Linked DNA regions of Homo sapiens: region 1 is linked to region 2. A link is a contact called in ENCODE Hi-C or POLR2A ChIA-PET data. All regions are on one chromosome and are shown on one strand. Each heading gives the region's core, a stretch centred on a gene start or an enhancer-like site at or near the end of the contact. The rest is flanking DNA. Distances are from core to core; before and after follow the strand shown. Region 1 holds the start of LINC03050 (long intergenic non-protein coding RNA 3050). Region 2 overlaps SPRED2 (sprouty related EVH1 domain containing 2).

What was found. Hi-C counts contacts between places; a loop is a spot of excess contacts on that map. ChIA-PET counts read pairs that join two places held with the same protein, here RNA polymerase II (POLR2A). Pooled maps may share reads with other maps.
Region 1: POLR2A ChIA-PET joins it to region 2 with 16 read pairs in activated CD4-positive, alpha-beta T cell. The contact joins the promoter of LINC03050 here to the enhancer-like site in region 2. A Hi-C loop is called at or near these places in 10 of 37 single-sample maps with no recorded cell type and 5 of 50 pooled maps. POLR2A ChIA-PET finds 5 or more read pairs at or near these places in 2 of 52 experiments (GM10248 and activated CD4-positive, alpha-beta T cell).

What each region holds. Positions count from the first base shown.
Region 1 is chr2:65,600,969-65,605,533 of GRCh38, reverse strand. LINC03050 (long intergenic non-protein coding RNA 3050) reads left to right here and starts at 3,169. Exons shown (of 3, transcript NR_182288.2): 1 at 3,169-4,377. RefSeq lists enhancers at 3,290-3,883, 3,884-4,477.
Region 2 is chr2:65,394,789-65,399,130 of GRCh38, reverse strand. All of the region lies in intron 1 of SPRED2 (sprouty related EVH1 domain containing 2), which reads left to right. Among named protein-coding and RNA genes, the nearest start is that of SPRED2, 36 kb to the left of the region's middle. Within about 2 kb of position 2,375, at least 12 of the 41 ENCODE cell types and tissues checked have a DNase peak (open chromatin) inside an H3K27ac peak, as active enhancers do.

The DNA of each region.
Region 1 (4,565 bases), core at 1,920-4,419, 210 kb before region 2:
CCTGGTGACAGCCAAAAATATCTCCAGACATTACCAAATGTCTCCGGGGGAACAAAACTGCCCCTGGTTGAGAGCCACTGGATTAGAGTTTTCAAACTAGCATGTTTGAGTTGGCCAACGTGACAATTTTAAATTTTTGAGACAACATTAAAAATTTTGTAGATATCACCTAAAAATTCAGATTTCCAGCTTCTCTTGAGGAAGCAGAGGATACAGGCTATCTTGGGCCTGCATTGCCCCATGGCAATATTTGGCTGGGCTGAGTAGCTACTGCCCCACCCAAGTTTGAGGTGGTTCCCTCAATGTAGCCCATAAAATAAAACCATTGTGAATGCCAGATACATCTGCCTCTAGTTTATCCAGTGAAATAATTCTGATTTGTCTGAGTTTTCCTACTAGTATGCATGATAATGTAAAATCCCAGACCACTGGACCAAAACTACTAGAATTATTTGATATTCCAAAGTTTACTCTCTGTCTTTGTCTGTCTGTCCCTCTCTCTCTCTCTCTCTCTCTCTCTCTCTCTCTCACACACACACACACACACACACACAGAGAGAGAGAGAGAGAGAGAGAGACAGCAAGGTTCACAGAACACTGGACTAGAAGCTGGGAGAGCAAGGTTCTAATCCTGAGTCTGTGTCCTTGATTAATTCAATTTAACAAGTATTCATTGAATGCCTACTACATGAAAGATTTCAAGTTGAGGTCCAGAACTCATATGGACCCTGGCTTCCTTAACTAATGCTCGTATTGAACAGGTGAGTTTCAAGAGCTGATTGAGCTCTAACCACCTACAATCCATACATAAACATAATATAGTAAAACCCTGCTGCTCTGGAAAAATTGAGGCTGGGAATAGAGAAAGAGAGAGTTTGGACTAGTGGCCAGAAGAGACTATAAAATCCTTTTAAATAAATGCAGTTATATATTTTTCACACTCATGTAGTTATGCACACTGGGCTGTGACAGACACGGTTGGCATGACATACATGGGGGTATACCACCCTGATCCCCCAGCAGGGCAGGACCTTCTGCCCAGCTATGGGGAATGTAGCCTTCCAAATCTGCCTCAGCTGCAGAGAGCTGCCTCTCCCAGCAGCCCACATCTGATGAGTCATCTCCTAGGTATAAAGTCCTGGTCATTTCGACCCAATGCAGGATACAAGCAGGCAATACTTGCCCCGGAACCCTCCAAAGCCAAGAAATGGCCCAGACTTTTTCAGGCCTACCTTGCAGTTCAACTCCTTCCACTACCCAACCCCGCTTTCTCTCCCTTCCCTTCAAAGGAATTGAACCCTAATAACATTTTGCACCCCAAACTTGGCATCAGCATCTGCCTGTGGAGTACACACACTTCAGCAGTTGGCTATTATTGGATAGGCATGCACGTATGTACATGTGTGTGAGATTTTGGTCAGGGATCCACCTCTTGCCCACTTGACCCAGGAGTTGATTCATCTATAGCTCTAAGTAGTCAGTGTGAGCCCATTCACCTCCCTACTGACTGATTTAGGAAGCGATTGTGATCCAGTGCTGGCCAATGAGATGTGACAGAAGGTCAATGAAGGGGTTTCTGAGAAATCTTTCCATAATAATAAAAAGCAACACACAGGGAGAATTTTCTTCTGCTGGACAAGGTCATATCTATTTTGATGTCAGAAATCTGGCTGCTATCTTGGCACAAGGAGAAAGCACAAAGCTCATTGAGAAGGGCAAAATGGAAAGAATGGGAGACACTTGTATATCTTGGGATGTTGATTTTGGAACCAACCTGCAACTTACCCTATGCAAGATAACAAATTATCCAGAATGGCCTAAACCATTCTGACCTGTGCTTTCTGTAACTTGCATTCAAAGGCATCCTACCCAATGTACAGGCAAATCAAGCACAGCTTAGTAGAGATTCTTGTGGAGTCTTTTTTAATGACTATATTAAAAATCATAAATACCATGCCAATCTTTTGTATGTGAGGTAATTAAAAGTTTGTCATCACTGAGCAATTCTTGCCTTTGAAATCCCATTTTGCTTGTAGAATGTTAGAAGAATTTGCCAAGGAGAAACAAATCTTATCCCAATTCTCACTAATTGTTGATTGTCAAAGTATTTCAAGTCCAAGGTAGCAGCCTCATAGTTAAGGTTTCCTCCTGCAATCCACTCAATACGGCTGACCCAGCCTGCGTGTACAAGTTATGCCCTGCACGTCTGGTAGAACCTTGTGGTAGCATCTAACTCTTCCAGACTTCCAGGGGACCATTTCTAGGTATAAACCCAGAACTCATTGAATGATTTCCTAACAGCTACATTTCCAAAGGAAAACACAACAAAACTTGTTCATGACAGCCATTAAACTTCTTGTGGGCTAATAGAAAGCAAAATTCTAAATGGAAAGAAATGCAAATTTCGACACACAGAGCACATGTGTAGGTCAGAGGGGCAATTCACTTGTGATCTGGCTGGGCCAGCAGGGCTCCACTCCCCAGCTGGACCTAGGCAATCTGTCTTCTGTCTCCATCAGGTTGTGGCTTCCAGAACTTGGGCTCAGAGACGGTTCCCTATGCCAATTCCCCTTGGCAGGAAAGACACCTTCTGGCAACACCGTTGCTATTCCCAGTCCTTCACCCCTGCCAACCTCCTCATGTTTTATCTATTTTTATTTGAATTGGTGATCAAGGGATTAACCCAGTTTATACAAATTCCATCTTCCAAAAAGCCATTATGGTGCAGTTGCAATTGTGATATTTCACTCTCCAAATGAATCAAATTGGATTTTAATGACAGTAGACTCCATTAAGCAACACCTGATTGGGTTATTTCCTGGAAATTTCATCTTCATTGTTTTCTCCATCACTGCTACCAAAAAAAAAACACATAGCAGGAGAGCTATCAGGGGCTGCCGCCAAGCTACATTGGATCATCCTTGAAATCATGGTCATGTTTCCTTCTAACAAGTCGAATGTTTCAGTTTTACTCATTCATTCCATAGGACACCCTCAACCCAGTGTCAATTTCTACTAAAAAAAAGCGGGGGTAAGGTAAATTGTTTTTTGTAGGGGACTTGGTAGTTGTAGGGGACTATAATTCCTCACAAGAAACTCTCATGTGGGGTATATAATTTGTATGTAAATTTTTTTTTTCTTTTGAGACGGAGTTTCACTCTTGTTTTCCAGGCTGGAGTGCAACGGCACAATCTCGGCTCACCGCAACCTCCGCCTCCCGGGTTCAAGCGATTCTGCTGCCTCAGCCTCCTGAGTAGCTGGGATTACAGGCATGTGCCACCACGCCCGGCTAATTTTGTATTTTTAGTACAGATAGGGTTTCTCCATATTGGTCAGGCTGGTCTCGAACTCCCAACCTCAGGTGATCCGCATGCCTCAGCCTCCCAAAGTTCTGGGATTACAGGCATGAGCCACCGCACCCGGCCATTTGTATGTAATTTTCTATATTTATTGAAATGCATTTTAAGTAATATGAAAGCATTTTTCTCCTTACAATGGAAAAACCAACTTGATTTTACATTTATTTATATAACCTGACTTAATTCTATGTAAGTCAAGTGAAAAAGGAAACAACTGCTCTGTGGAATCAACCTGAAGATGTCTAATTTTTCCTCTGATGCCACCAGACTTAAAGCAGTTCACGATCCTCTCTACAAAGAAGTATATTTAGGTTCTCCCTCTCCCTCTCCCTCTCCCTCTCCCCACGGTCTCCCTCTGATGCCGAGCCGAAGCTGGACTGTACTGCTGCCATCTCGGCTCACTGCAGCCTCCCTGCCTGATTCTCCTGCCTCAGCCTGCCCAGTGCCTGCGATTGCAGGTGCGCGCCGCCACGCCTGACTGGTTTTCGTATTTTTTTGGTGGAGACGGGGTTTCGCTGTGTTGGCCAGGCTGGTCTCCAGCTCCTAACCGCGAGTGATCCGCCAGCCTTGGCCTCCCGAGGTGCCAGGATGGCAGACGGAGTCGCGTTCACTCAGTGCTCAATGGTGCCCAGGCTGGAGTGCAGTGGCATGATCTCGGCTCGCTACAACCTCCACCTCCCAGCTGCCTGCCTTGGCCCCCCAAAGTGCCGAGATTGCAGCCTCTGCCTGGCCACCACCCCGTCTGGGAAGTGAGGAGCGTCTCTGCCTGGCCGCCCATCGTCTGGGATGTGAGGAGCCTCTCTGACTGGCTGCCCAGTCTGGAAAGTGAGGAGCGTCTCTGCCCGGCCGCCATCCCATCTAGGAAGTGAGGAGCGTCTCTGCCAGGCCGCCCATCGTCTGAGATGTGGGGAGCGCCTCTGCCCTGCCGCCCCGTCTGGGATGTGAGGAGCGTCTCTGCCCGGCTGACCCGTCTGAGAAGTGAGGAGACCCTCTGCCTGGCAACCGCCCCGTCTGAGAAGTGAGGAGCGTCTCCGCCCAGCAGCCACCCTGTCCGGGAGGGAGGTGGGGGGGTCAGCCCCCCGCCCGGCCAGCCGCCCGTCCGGGAGGAAGGTGGGGGGGTCAGCCCCCCGCCTGGCCAGCCGCCCCGTCCGGGAGGGAGGTGGGGGGTCAGCCCCCCGCCCGGACAGCCGCCCCGTCCGGGAGGGA
Region 2 (4,342 bases), core at 1,126-3,625:
ACCCGGCTTATTTTTTAAGAGAGACAGGGTTTCACCGTGTTAGCCAGGATGGTCTCGATCTCCTGACCTCGTGATCCGCCCACCTTGGCCTCACAAAATGCTGGGATTACAGGCATGAGCCACCGCGCCCAGCTATACCACATTTTCTCTATCCACTTGTTGGTTGATAGGCATTTGGGGTGGTTCCATATTTTTGCAGTTGCGCATTGTGCTTCTATAAACATGAATGTGAAAGTATCTTCTTCATATAATGACTTCTTTTCCCAGTAGTGGGATTGCTGGACCAAATGGCAGTTCTGCTTTTAGTTCTTTAAGGAATCTCCACACTGTTTTCCATAGTGGTTGTATTAGTTTACATTCCCACCAACAGTGTAAAAGTGTTCCCTTTTCAGCACATCCACACCAACATCTATTATTTTTGGATCTTTTGATTATGGCCATTCTTGCAGGAGTGAGGTGGTATCTCATTGTGGTTTTGATTTGCATTGCCCTGATAATTAGTGATGTTGAGTATTTCTCCATATGCTTGTTGGCCATTTGTATATCTTCTTTTGAGAATTGTTCATTCACGTCCTTAGCCCACTTTTTGATGGGATTTTTTTTTTCTCGCTGAGTTCTTATAGATTCTGGATATTAGTCCTCTGTTGGATGTATAGATTGTGAAGATTTTCTCCCACTCTGCGGGTTGTCTGCTAACTGTGCTGATTGTTTCTTTTGCTGTGCAGAAGCTTTTTAAGTTTAAGTCCCATATATCTTTGTTTTTGTTGCATTTGCTTTGGGGTTCTTGGTCATGAAGTCTTTGCCTAAGCCAATGTCTAGAAGGGTTTTTCCAACGTTATCTTCTAAAATCTTTTTGGTTTCAAGCCTTAGATTTAAGTCTTTGGTCCATCTTGAGTTGATTTTTGTATAAGATGAGAGATGAGGATCCAGTTTCATTCTCTACATGTGGCTTGCCAATTATCCCAGTACCATTTGTTGAATAGGGTGTTCTTTTTCTGCTTTAAGTTTTTGTTTGCTTTGTCAAAGATCAGTTGTCTGCAAGTATTTGGTTTTATTTCTTGGTTCTCTATTCTGTTCCATTGGTCTATGTGCCTATTTTTATACCACTACCATGCTGTTTGGGTGACTATGGCCTTACAGTATAGTTTGGAATCAGGTAATAGGTTGCCTCCAGATTTGTTCTTTTTGCTTAGTCTTGCTTAGGCTATGCAGGCTCTTTTTTGATTGCATGTGAATTTTAGGATTTTTTTTTCTAGTTCTGTGAAGAATAATGGTGGTATTTTGATGGGAATTGCATTGAATTTGTAGATTGCTTTTGGCAGTATGGTCATTTTCACAATATCGATTCTACTCATCCATGTAGCTCAGGTACTTTGGAGTGGGGGATATGTCTAAAGGAGTCTAGCTAAGATGAGGCTCCTGTCTTCAGGAAGTGGGCAATCTATTTAGAAAGGCCTGGGTCTGTGGATTATACATATGTTACCTTGTATTGTGAGTAAAGGGCAAAAAAAAAAAAAAAAAGTGATGCTAGAAACAGATTGTAGAAATGTGAAGGGTCAGGTTGGGACATTCTGCCCACAGCTGGGCAGGGTTGGACCTAGTGATGGACCAAGAAATTATCTTGGTTTAGGTAGTTGTGAAAAGCTTGACAGAAGAGAAAGGAATTGAGCTTTGCTTTGAGTGATTAGTAGGGTTTAGGTAAAAAGGAAAAAGAGAGACATGTCATAAGCCACAACCCATTCTGGTTGCCAGTGAGAAAAGTTAACCCTGCTCATTTGTTCAGGATGGGGGCGGTGAGGGCTGGGTTTATTACTTGGCGCTGTCTGTGGCTAACTTGTGACAGGCCTGAGTCATTTTCAGGGTACTCAGGAGTAAATACTGTGATAGGGGTCTCAGAGGCCAGGCCATGCAGATGCATAAGCCTGGTGCCAAGATGTAGTGTGTATCTGTTTCTTTATCAAAATTTTTCTACTTTGGTATTTCATTCAAAACAAGGAGAGAAAAGTCAAATCTTTTTCCTTTTCCCTTTTCTGATGGCTATGACTGAATTTTTTTTTTTCATGAACGATTCTTGTGTTCTTATTTAAAAGAAGAATTTGGCATATGGCAGACCTCCTCAAGCTATCTTTAGTTGGTTGTGGGGTGTAAGTGATTAAGAATGCAGCTGTACTTGCTACCAGCACATGCTTTTAAGGAGATTGCTAAGCAGACAGGCCTGGTTAGAAGTTTAGAATAGCCTCTTGGAAACAAAGATCTAATTTTTCAAGTGCATGGTATACAAGAGTCCCTCCCTTCAGGACTGAAGCACTGAGGGCTGTTTGCATCAGAGCAGGGTGACTTATTTGTTTAAAATGGCAACACCCTTGGCTCTGGGGAGGCGGCCATGCTTCACTTGGAGGAGACAGGGGAAGCTGGCTTCACTTCACTTTGTATAGTTTGGCTTCACTGCTCCTTTGGAATAAAAAAATTCTTTACTTCTCTAGTATGTCCCAGGACAAACCCATCTCTGTCCTGTTGCTCAGTTATACTACAGTGCTGGTTCCGTAGTCTTCAAAGCTTGGAACTCCCTCTTGCCTTTGCTCCAAAAATTTGTTCTTTCACTCAGCAAATATTTACCAAGTTTCTGCTATATGCAGGACCGTGTGGAGAACTCAAAGATGAATCAGACGTGGGGCCTGTCCACAAATGTTGTCAGTCAAGTGTAGGACATAGGGCAAGCACACGGGAGCTTTTGCTGTTGTGTCCAAGAATAGCATGATGCGCCGTAGGTATTTGGTGGGGGAAGGAAATTAGTGGGTGGGTTTCAAGTAAACCCACATGGAGAAGGTGACATTTGAGTTGAGCCTTGAAGGACAGGTTTATCTGTGCAGAGAGGGAAGTTTTAGGCAGAGATATAGCACAAAAGTTAGAAAACAAAACCAAAACAGGTGGAAGAGAGGAAGAGTAATCAACCTTTAACTGCGTTGCCATGCCCTTGACTGAGGCCTCACCCACATTATCCCATCTAATCCTCCTCATAAGAAAACTTTTTTCCTCATAAGAAAACTAAGGCCTGCAGCATTAAAATAACTTGCCCGAGAAGGCTCATAAGTGGTTAGAGTGGAGATTTGAACCCAAGACAGTTCAATTCCAGATTTGAACTGAGCAGGCTTTAGCCAGAGCAAAAGATATTTGAAGAGAAAAAGGAGTAATTTGAAGAGATAAAGTTTAGGAAAAAAAAGTGACTTGAGGCAGATGGAAAAAAGGACCCTGAGTCCTGAGCTAATTACTCTGTAAGCAGCAGGGAGCAATTGAAGGTTTTTAATGGAGTGTGACGTGGCCACAGCAGGACTTCCAGCAGTAACTGCAAAAATATTTGATATTTGAGTTCATTACTGTGTGCTGGACACTATCCCAGGTGCCCGATACCCCTAACCTGTTTTAATTCTCATAACTGCCCTATGAGATAGGTGCTGTTGATGCCCACTTCTACCCATAAGGAAACCGAGTACACATTTAGAGACCTTAAATGACTTTTTAGAAGTGGATCGAATATGATGTGCAAGATGAATTGAGGTCAGAGGCAGAGGTAAGTCAAGACACTACAGGAAGCCATGAGAGACAGGTGATGCGGGGTGTGGTAGAAAGGAATGGATGAGTGTGAGGGAGTTGGGGTTCAGCTGAATGGATGAGTGTGAGGGAGGTGGGGTTCAGTTGGGGCAGAGGCTTCTAACTTCCACTGCGTAGGGTACTGCCGTGGTGAGAACCCTGGAGAGAAGGGGAAGGGGGAAAGTCCTCTTCTTTTTCAACCCCACACACAGACTTGAAGGTCAGGTTGGGACACTCTGCCCATTCAGCTGGGGCTGAAGACAGGTATCAGGGCTGGACCTAGTGATAGACAAAATCCGTGGAGGGTTAACGTTGGTAAGGGAAGAGTGTGTGGAGGCCAGGAGCCGGGGCCACGGAGCGAGAAGTGCTGGAGATCGTGGAACACTTAGATCCGAGGCCCAGTGGAATGACAGGGGTCAGGCAGGGACACGGGGATGAACAGTCAGTGGGCTGGATACCTCGGGCGGAGTTACCTTGGGTGATGGAGAGGTACACCCAAGGTTACTGGGGATGGCAAATCCTGGCCACCGGATATCTCTTGTACCCTTGCTACTAGAATCAACCCCAACCCACAGCAGTCTTCTATTTTCCTCGGTCAGAAAATAGATAAAAATCACTACAATTAGCATACATTTGCCTAAGAAAAAGACAGAAGTAGCATAATGTGAAAATGCAGTTGTTGTTGTTTTATTTTCTCTTCATATAAAAATGAAAAAGCCTTTTAGCCAGCACTTGAATATCTAGTCCTTTGCAT